Linked DNA regions of Homo sapiens: region 2 is linked to region 1. Evidence: chromatin contacts called from ENCODE Hi-C or POLR2A ChIA-PET data. All regions are on one chromosome and are shown on one strand. Each heading gives the region's core, a stretch centred on a gene start or an enhancer-like site at or near the end of the contact. The rest is flanking DNA. Distances are from core to core; before and after follow the strand shown. Region 1 holds the start of HCG24 (HLA complex group 24). Region 2 has its middle 16 kb from the start of KIFC1.

Region 1 (5,358 bases), core at 922-3,421:
AGTAAACTGTATTCTAAAACCAAGCCTATGTCTGAAAAATCTGGTATACACACATCTTTTGAAACTAAGGATGTGTTTTCACTGTACAACCTGCAAGAGGTGATCTGGTGAACATAGAGTTATGGAATAAGTGTGTATCTATAACTTAGTACAAATTATATATAAAGAGAACGATAATGTATTATGCGGCTGGGCATGGTGGCTCACTTCTGCAATCCCAGCATTTTGGGAGGCTGAGGTGGGTGGATTACTTGAGCTCAGGAGTCCAAGACCAGCCTGGCCAACATGGTAAAACCTCATCTCTACCAAAAACAAAAAATTAGCTCTCAGGTACTCTAGAGACTGAGATGGGAGGATCGCCTGAACCCTGGAGGCAGAGGTTGTAGTAAGCTGAGATCATGCCATTGCATTTCAGCCTGGGTGATAGAGTGAGACTCCATCTCTAAATAAATAAAATAAAATAATATATTATGCTATTATACCTATTATTTAAAATTGGGATCTTATGTTGATTTCTACATTTGGGAAGCATATTCCTAAGAACTGACCTTTATCAGTCCTGTATTGTGTTCAGTGGCAAAGCCAGGCTTGGTGTCTGTTCCATCTGGGAACGCCAGGAGTAATGGTCCCACTCCTTGCTGCTGAGGGTACAGCATGAATTTGGGCAGCACCATGAAATAAAGCAAATGTAAGAAGATCCTCTATCAGTTGCACTCCTATTTAATAAGAAGACTTGATCATCATCAAGAAGTTAATTTCTCCATGCCTGGGTAAAACCACACTGACTCATCCTGAGGCTCTTCATTGGACCCAGTGATCACCAAATCCTTCAAGCATAAAATGGCCATGTGATTATCTCCTTCCTCTCAGGATGAAAGGCAGACAATAACATGTGATTTATGTTCCTCAGGAAAGGACATGCTATAAACTAGAGAACTTGGGAAAGAGGAAGTACATGAATTAACATGCAGGCACATGGTGGCATGTGCCTGTGGTGCCAGCTACTGGGCAGGCTGAGTGGCAGCATTGTTTGAGCCCAGGAGGTGCAGGCTATGGTGAACTGAGATCGTACTACTGCACTCCAGCCTGGTTAACAGAATGAGACCCTGTCTGTCTTTCTCTCTCTCTCTCTCTCTCTCACACACACACACACACACACACACACACACACACACAGAAAATAAAGGAGAAAAAGAAATTGTTCTTAAACATAAAATTTAAAGTGGGGTTCTTTGTATCACCACATTCTTTTTTTTTTTTTTTTTTTGAGACGGAGTTTTGCTCTTGTTGCCCAGGCTGGACTGCAATGGTGTGATCTCGGCTCACTGCAACCTCCACCTCCTGGGTTCAAGTAATTCTCCTGCCTCAGCCCCTCGAGTATCTGGGATTACAGGCACGTGCCACCATGCCCAGCTAATTTTTGTATTTTTAGTAGAGATGGGGTTTCACCATGTTGGCCAGGCTGGTCTCTAACTACTGACCTCAGATGATCCACCCGCCTCAGCCTCCCAAAGTGCTGGGATTACAGGCATGAGCCACCATGCCCAGCTGACTCTTTTAAATTTCATTCAGCTGTGCGCCCAGCCTCACCACATTTTTATATGAAGAAGAAATAAAATAATAATTACTAATTAAATAATTAAATATTATTTCCTTCTCCTTATATGTTTGAAAACATCAAAGATTTTCTCCAAAATTATCATAGCTATAAAAGAGTCAATATAATATCAAATGGTAACAAATTAATTCCTTTATGATGCAAAGAATCAATGTAAAATTGTGAAGAAATATCATCCATTCACAGAAGTAACTACAAATAAAAAATCCCAACTTGCGTAATGTATTTCCTCATTAAGAAGAAGGCGATTATGATGTCCTAATTTTCGTTTTCTTCACTTACCCCTACACTCTGCAGTAGTCAGGGGCTTCCTGGGCCATGCTGGTGCCTGACAATTCTCCCACTTCCTCCCAGCAGCTCTAGCATCTTCCTTCCCCAGCCACAGAGGCGTCCCTTCTGATGTATTCTGGTTGGTTGAGCCCCATCAGGCTGTTTCATCTCCAGCCTTTCTCCCTGGACAGGGGTAGGGAAAGGAGTGCTGGATTCGGAGCTCCTCCGTCCCTGCGCCGCCTCATTTTCTCCTTGGGGTCTGGCGCACAGTGGCCATTGCAATACACCCTAAAGACTGAAGGAGCCAGCGCAGAGCCAGGATCCTCCTGTGAGCCATGGCCCTGGCTGCCCTGCTTAGCCTCTCGGAACCTGGGCCATCAGGGGTGAGTGCGCAGGTGGGCGAGGGAGGGTGGGGGCTCTGGGCGCTTCTGGAGCCCACAGATGCTGTTTTCTTTCCTGTTCTGTTTTCTCTGTTCTTTACTGTTTTGCCTGAGGCTCTCTTTTGCTTTCTCTCATTCTAACAATAATAACCACCATTTACTGAACACCCCCTAAGTGCCAAACCTCATGTCCTTCCTCACAACACCATTTTCAGAAAGGCTTTTATTAACACAATTTTAGAAATGAAAAGACTGAGACTCAAAGAGATTCATAAATGTCTCCTTTCCCCCACGTCCTCTCGCTGAAGAGAGAAGAGCCAGGGCTTGGCAACCTCCTCTGGAGATTCTCTCGTAGATTGTAGAGGTCAGCTTCCTCAAATAGGAGTCTGCAATGTGGGTTTTTTTCCTTCCTTCCTTCCTTCCTTTTCTCCCTCCCCCTCCTCCTCTTCTTCTTCTTTTTCTTCTTCTTCTTTTCTCTCTCTCTCTCCTCTCTCTCTCTCGACAGGGTCCTGCTCTGTTGCCCAGGCTGGAGTGCAATCACGTGATCACAGTTCACTGCAACCTTGAACTCCCAGGCTCAAGGGATCCTCACACCTCAGCCTCCTGGGTAACTGGGACTACAGGTGTCTGTCACTACACCTGGATAATTATATATATATATATATATATATATATATATTTTTCCCCTTAGAGATGGAGTCTCACTGTATTTCCTAGGCTGGTCTCAAACTCCTGGCCTCAAGTGATCCTCCTGTTCAGCCTCTCACAGCACTAAGATTACAGGTGTGGGGCACCACACCCAGCCCGTTAGTGACTCTCTCTCATTTCATTCAGTCTTCAACCCACTGCATTCTCCCTTTTTCTTCCCCATGTCTCTGATGCTGCTCTCAGGGTGACCTTTATACAACCCAAACCAGTGATCACTTCTCTGTCTCTATCTCTTGTGTGTCATGAGTGTGTTTGTGATGCGTCCGCTCCTCTTTCCTGGATGTTTTCTCCTGTCTGTTGTCTTTTATGAACCCACTTCCTCTTTGTTTTCCTCCTACTTTCTAGTCTTCTCCTTTTCAGCCTCTTTTTTCATGTCTGTGTTTGTCTGGATGCAGGAGCACACACTCAGACCCTTGCTATTCTGACTTTATGTACTTTTCTTGAGTGACCTGATCCAAATTTAGAACTTCACTTATAATGAGCTTCCTTCCAGTCTGTGTCACTAACCTAGTGTACCCTGGGACCCAACCATTTAGCTCACTATCCTCAGATTAACTCCATTTGTTCCCACAGAAATTCAAACTAAGCATGTTCCAAACAGAACATCTTACCTTCTCTCGATTATTTCATTTTTCATTACCTTTGCAGTCACTGATGCCCCAGTTCTCCACGTTGGGTATTCTGGACTCCTTCATATCCCTACTTCTGGCACATGATTTAGTGATTCCTGTGGCTTTTCGTTTCATTATTGCCATTCAAACCCATCCGCTGTCCGCCTCACCCCATGTTCCTGCCCCTGCCTACACCCTCATGACTTCCCATCTGATGGCTGAAGAGTCCTATTGGTCTTGCTTTCAAACCAGCCTCCTCCAACCCATCCTCCCTACTGCTGCCCCCTCCAAACACAAATCTCATCATGTTACTGTCCTGCTTAAGATGCTTCACAACTTCCTATGTCCTGTGGGATAAAATGCAAACACCTGCCATCAGCACACAAGGCAGGTTACAGTGCCGCCCGGCGCACATCTCCCCTGGCTTCAGTCACACTGAAGAACTGCAGTTCTCCTTGCAACTTCATGCCTCTCTGCTCCTGAGCCTGCTTCTCCTGCTGGACATGTCATTTCCCCTTTCTCTGTTTTGCTAACCTCAGGTAAACACTATCCCTAGGAACCTTTCCTAAATCTCATTTTTCAAAAATGCCCTCTTTATGCTCCTGAGTGGCTCCAGTGTATATCTTATGGTACTCAGTGGTGATCAAAATAACCTATGGAAATAAAAGATTAAAAAACACAAAATAAAATACACATGTAGCAATCTTCTTTTCTTTGTCTCTTTGGATTTTGGATTTCAAGCAGCTTGAGGACAAGGCCCAGGTCTTCTGAGTTACATCCTTAGTGCCTAAAGAGTGAAAATTCACAATGAGTGTTTATTTAACAGAATGAAAATTAACATTTGAAGGTGGAATTTGCTTTAAAATGCACGGACCTTTAGTTTTAGGCTTTGTGAATATAATAAAAACAAAGTAACCTAAGGTGAACAAACGACATCTCTGTAGCACAGCTTGTATATCATGTTTTTCATCTGTTTTTTCTTTGGGCTTCGTTTCTGTAGGTGAGTAATTCTCTAGCCCATAAACTCAGTGGAGGACCCTCAACATCCGTGTGTGACACTGAACTTGCCGTCACTTGACGCATCCAAGGAGAGGACTGGTTTTCCCCGTGTTGGGCTTGGAGGGGAAATCCTTGCTTAGGACCAACAACCATGCAGTGTCATTTCGCCTCACTTCCTCTTCCAGGCTGGACTCCATGCTCTCTCATCTTTATTCTTTTACTGTAATAGTAATAGACTTTTTTGTTGTCAACCTTTTGCTGCGTCTTATACATCAGGTAAAGCTAAGATACTATCCCATAGGTGTTTCAAATGCAACAACTTTTATTTCCAGGTAGAACTACACTTGAAAATATACATTCAACAAGAACATTTTGTGAATGTTATGTGCATGACAACATTTTTAAATTTACTATGACTTAAAATGAAAGTGTTTTGATAAAATTATATAAGGTACCATTTTTATTCTAAAAGTAAGAACATAACTTGAAGTCTATAAATAGCACTAAGACTTACTCTGGAGGTCTTTTCATGTCCTTCATTATTTTTTTCCCTGAAAGATTTTTATTTCATCTCCCTACTTCCCTGCCTTTCTCTGTGGCTATATCAGTATTTTTTATGTCTGGTCCTGTAGGGGTTCTGAGATCCTATGGGAATGGGGTAGGGGGACTACGCAATTTTGTTTCTACCAGGAGTTGTGTGACTTGGGTGAGTTACTTTACTTCTGTGGTCAGTTCCCCAATATGTAAAATAATTTCCTCTGTTAAATCAAGT
Region 2 (5,358 bases), core at 1,962-4,461, 230 kb before region 1:
CATTTGAAACAAGTCATGTAATAGCAAGTCTTTACAAATTTATTAGCCCTAGGAGAAGTATTATTTTTTTTTTCTTGGATGCCAGAATCTTGAGAACAGTATGTGCAAAGTAAAAATGCATTCGATTTGAGAGTTATACTTAGCTTTTTGAAGTTTTTCAAATCTTGCTAGTGAGCCGTTTGCTAATTAAAAGTGATCTTCTGAGCCTGATGTGGTGGTGCGTGCCTGTAGTCCCAGCTACGCTGGAGGCTGAAGCAGGAGGATCCCTTGAGTCCAGGAGTTCAAGACTGTAGGATTTCCAGGTTATAGTGCACAGTGATCTCGTCAGTGAATAGTCACTGAACTCCAGCCTGGGCAATATAGCAGAAACTCTGACTTTATTTTTTATTTTTTTAATTATTTATTTATTTATTTATTTATTTATTTATTTATTTATTTATTTATTTTGAGACGGAGTCTCGCTCTGTCGCCCAGGCTGGATGGAGTGCAGTGGTGCGATCTTGGCTAACTGCAAGCTCCGCCTCCCGGGTTCACACCATTCTCCGGCCTCAGCCTCCCGAGTAGCTGGGACTACAGGCGCTCGCCACGCCCGGCTCATGAGCCGCCTGCCTCGGCCTTCCAAAGTGCTGGGATTACAGGCATGAGCCACCGCGCCCGGCCTGACTTTATTTTTTAAAACAAACAAATAGAAAGGGGACTTCCATTCTGTCAGAGACATTTGAACCAGAGCAACTCCATCTTGAATAGGGGTTGGATAAAATGAGGCTGAAACGTACTGGGCTGCATTCCCAGACACTTGAGGCATTCTAGGTCATAGGATGAGATAGGAGATCGGCACAAGACATAGGTCACAAAGACCTTGCTGATAAAAGAGGTTGCAGTAAAGAAGCCGGCTGAAACCCACCGAAACAAAGATGGCGATGAGAATGACCTCTGGTTGTCCTCACTGCTACACTCCCACCAGCAACCTGACAGTTTACAAATGCCATGGAAACATCAGGAAGTTACCCTATATGATCTAAAAAGGGGAGGCATGAATAATTTGCCTCTTGTTTAGCATATAATCAAGAAATAACTTAACAATGGGCAAACAGCAGCCCTCAGGGCTGCACTGCCTTTGGAGTAACCTTCTTTCGTTTCTTAACTTCTCTAATAAACTTGCTTTCACTTTATGGATTTGCCTTGAATTCTTTGTTGCATGAGATCCAAGAACTCTCTCTTGGGGTTTGGATCATGACCACTTTCTGGCAACAATTCTTCAAAGAAACCTTTTTTTTTTTTTGAGACAGAGTTGTGTGTTTCCCTCTTGTTGCCCAGGCTGATTTGCGATGGCGAGATCTCGGCTCACTGCAGCCTCCACCTCCCAGGTTCAAATGATTCTCCTGCCTCAGCCTCCTGAGTAGCTGGGATTACAGGCGCCCATCACCACGGCTGGATAGTTTTTATTTTTATTTTTAGTAAAGATGAGATTTCACCATGTTGGCCAGGCTGGTCTCGAACTCCTGACCTCAGGTGATCCACGTGCTTCAGCCTCCCAAAGTGCTGGGACTACAGGCGTGAGCCACCACGCCCAGTCCAAAGAAAACTTCATATCTGATTTTATATTTTTTTAAAAAGGCCTTACAGGTTGGGCATGGTTGCTCATGCCTGTAATCCCAACACTTTGGGAGGCCGAGGTGGGTGAATTGCTTGAGCGCAGGAGTTAGAGACTGAAACTGCCTTTGCAAAATTATGACTGAGACAGTGAAAGAAATCTAACTTAACCGACTCCATTTTGCTTCTAACCTCCAAGCTGTCATTCATTCCTGGGCCTAAGCTGAACTAACTTTGGGAGAAACTTGGTTTATAATTTAAAACAAAGACAATAATAGCCCTTTCCCTTTGTTTTAATAGCCCTTTAAAACAAAGACAATAACAGACCTCCTTCTTGCCTGGGGACTAGATTGCCTTTGTAGGACTAACACAGATTAGAAATTATGGTTTAGGCTGGGTGCAGTGGCTCATGCCTGTAATCCCAGCACTTTGGGAGGCAGAGGCGGGCGGATCACCTGAGGTCAGGAGTTCGAGACCAGCCTGACCAATATCATGAACCCCTATCTCTACTAAAAATACAAAAAGTAGCTGGGCGTGGTGGCATGTGCCTGTAATCCCAGCTACTCAGGAGGCTGAGACAGGAGAATGGGTTGAACCCCAGAGGCAGAAATTGCAGTGAGCCGAGATTGCGCCATTGCACTCCAGCCTGGACAACAAGAGCGAAACTCTGTCTCAAGAAAAAAAAGAAAACAAAACAGAAAGAAAGAAATTACGGTTTAGGAGTCATGCAGGTGAAGGCTACAAGATTCTGACCCTCCCTAAACATCTCCTAAGATCAGTGCTTGAGACATTTTGTCGACCCTGCACTTGATGGATCAGCCGGTACCACCCAGATTGATTAACTGGCTCATCTGATCTTATGGCCCCCACCCAGGAACTGACTCAGCGCAAGAAGACAGCTTAGACTCCCTATGATTTCATCTCTGACCAATCAGCACTCCTGGCTCACTGGCTTCCCCTGACCCACCAAGTTGTCCTTAAAAACTCTGCTCCCCAGGCTGGGCGAGGTGGCTCGTGCCTCTAATCCCAGCACTTTGGGAGGCTGAGGCAGGTGGATCACCTGAGGTCAGGAGTTTAAGACCAGCCTGGCCAACTTGGTGAAATCCTGTCTCTAAAAATACAAAAATCAGCTGGGTATGGTGGCACAGGCCTGTAATCCCAGCTACTGAGGCTGAGGCAGGAGAATCACTTGAACCTGGGAGGTGGAGGTTGCAGTGAGCCAAGATTTTGCCATTGCACTCCAGCCTGGGTGACAGAGAGAGACTCCATCTCAAAAAACAGAACAAAACAACAACAACAAAAACAAACTCTGCTCCTCGAATTCTTGGGCAGACTGATTTGAGTAATAATAAAACTCCTGTCTCCCACACAGCAGGCTCTGCGTGAATTACTCTTTCTATATTGCAATTCCTCTGTCTTGAGAAATCGGCTCTGTCTAGGCAGCGGGCAAGGTAAACACATTGGGCGGTTATGAGACCAGCCTAGTTAACACGGTGAAACCCCATCTCTACAAAAAATACAAAAATTAGCCGGGTGTGATGGTGCATTCCTGTAGTCCCAGCTTCTCAGAAGGCTGAAGCGAGAGGATGGCATGAGTCCAGGAAACGGAGGTTACAGTGAGCCAAGATTGAGCAACTGTACTCCAGCATAGGCAACAGAGCCAGATCCTGTACCAAAAAAAAAAAAGCCTTACATTATTTTTTTGCACCATTTCAACCAGTGCATTGTGACGGCTCTGCCCATTAGCTAAATCTAGCTAATCAGTATAAGCATCTGCCCAGTCTGCCCATCTGGCTGGACTTCTCCAGGGAAAGTCCATACTGATACTAAAAGTCTGGCCACAGAAGCTGTTATTCTTTAAAAGTGCCAGGCCTTCACATTGAAAGCTTAGAACAATTTTCTCCCTTCTCTTTTTCTCTTTTGAAATTATGACATACTTAAGTAGAAAACTACATAGAATAGCTATAATGAACCTGTATGGGCCAAAGGAAAACTTCCCTTTCGCCCTCTGAAGGTTGGCTGGAAAATTAACTCACGAAAGATAGATGCAGGCTGGGCACGGTGGTTCACATCTGTAATCCCAGCACTTTGGGGGGCTGAGTCGGGTGGATCACCTGAGGTCAGGAGTTCAAAACCAGCCTGGAAACATGGTGAAAATATAAAAATTAGCTGGGCACAGTGGCGTGTGCTTGTAATCCCAGCTACTCGGGAAGCTGAGACAGGAGAATCACTTGAGCCCAGGAGGTGGAGGTTGCAGTGAGCTGAGATTGTGCCATTGCATTCCAGCCCTGTCGACAGAGCAAGAGTCTGTCCAAAAAACAAAACAAAACAAAACAAAAAAAAAAAAGGTGCATTGGAGAAGAGGCATATAAATGGATTAATGTGTACACAGAGAGAACCACAGAGTGATTAACCAATCCACAACAGGGTTCAGGAGCTTATTTACCATCCTGGCAAAACAGGTTATGGGATAGGGAACAGGAATTCTCTTGAGGGGCCATAGGCGATTATTAGGGAGAATGAATGGGCCCAGAGATAGAGATTGAGTTTTGAATAGTTCCCTGTGGAATGTGAATGAGCTGAGAGACAGACTCTTTTGGGAAAGGACCTGCTCAGGTGTGATTCCATTCCTGATCTTACAGGGAGGGGAAGAGAAAACAATTATTCTTTGTGGTATGTCTGGACTTGAAGCAGATAAAGGAACTTCAGAGAATAACTCATCCTGCCTGTGGGAGAGCTGGTTGAGAAGAGAGGTCAGAGAAACCTTGAAGTTTCTTCTTCAGTTCAGCATGTTGGCATATTTTGGGGTATTAATTTCTGAGCCTCAGCAAACCTCACAGACACCACTTCCTTATACAACTGTAAACACAAACTTTTTTTTTTTTTTTTTTTTTTGAGACAGAGTCCCACCCTGTCACCCAGGCTGGAGTGCATTGGCACGATCTCAACTCACAGCAACCTCTACCTCCCGGGTCAAACAATTCTTGCCTCAGTCTCCCAAGTAGCTGGGATTACAGGCCCGTGCCACCCCACCCGGCTAATTTTTGTATTTTTAGTAGAGATGGGGTTTCACCATGTTGGCCAGGCTGGTCTCAAACTCCTGACCTCAGGTGAGCCACCCGCTTCGGCCTCCCAAAGTGCTAGGATTACAGGTGTGAGCCACTGTGCCTGGCCTCTTTTTTTTTTTTTTTGGAGACTAAGTGTCGATCTGTCACCCAGGCTGGAGTGCAATGGCAGGATCTCGGCTCACTGCAACCTCCACCTCCCGGGTTCAAGCAATTCTCCTGCCTCAGCCTCTGGAGTAGCTGGGATTACAGGCGCCCACCACCATGCTTGGCTAATTTTTTTATATTTTGAATAGAAACGGGGTTTCACCATGTTGCCCAGGCTGGTCTCCAACTCTTGACCTCAAGTGATCCGCCTGCCTCAGCCTCCCAAAGTGCTGGGATTACATCTTTTTTTCTTTTTTTTTTTATGGGGGTGGAGTTGGGGGGTGTCTCACTATGTTGCCCAGGCTGGTCTCCAACACCTGGGCTCAAGTGTTCCTCCCACCTGCCTCGGCCTCCCAAAGTGCTGGGATTATAGGCATGCACCACTGTGCCTGACCTAAACTGTTTTCTTCCACCATACTCTTGTTACCTGAAAAAAAACAGGGTTTGTTTGCCTGGCAAATAACAAATGACTCTCCACAAGGCAGGTTTTAATCAACAGGAGTTTAATTACAAGTAAGGAGAGCACTGGGAGGATTCTTCAAAGCAGTGTCTC

The links. A loop is a pair of places that touch in the nucleus more often than their neighbours do. ChIA-PET counts read pairs that join two places held with the same protein, here RNA polymerase II (POLR2A).
Region 2: a loop to region 1 is called in a map of CD4-positive, alpha-beta T cell, with 2.1 times the contacts of the local background. The contact joins the enhancer-like site here to the promoter of HCG24 in region 1. A Hi-C loop is called at or near these places in 1 of 168 maps with a recorded cell type or tissue (CD4-positive, alpha-beta T cell). POLR2A ChIA-PET finds 5 or more read pairs at or near these places in 2 of 52 experiments (B cell and naive thymus-derived CD8-positive, alpha-beta T cell).

The regions. Positions count from the first base shown.
Region 1 is chr6:33,140,137-33,145,494 of GRCh38, reverse strand. It overlaps HCG24 (HLA complex group 24), which reads right to left and starts at 2,171. Exons shown (of 3, transcript NR_138084.1): 1 at 1,901-2,171; 2 at 549-641. LOC105375021 (a long non-coding RNA gene) reads left to right here and starts at 2,061. Exons shown (of 5, transcript NR_190905.1): 1 at 2,061-2,271.
Region 2 is chr6:33,373,229-33,378,586 of GRCh38, reverse strand. No RefSeq gene overlaps it. Among named protein-coding and RNA genes, the nearest start is that of KIFC1, 16 kb to the left of the region's middle. RefSeq lists an enhancer at 2,748-3,248. Within about 2 kb of position 3,211, at least 23 of the 41 ENCODE cell types and tissues checked have a DNase peak (open chromatin) inside an H3K27ac peak, as active enhancers do.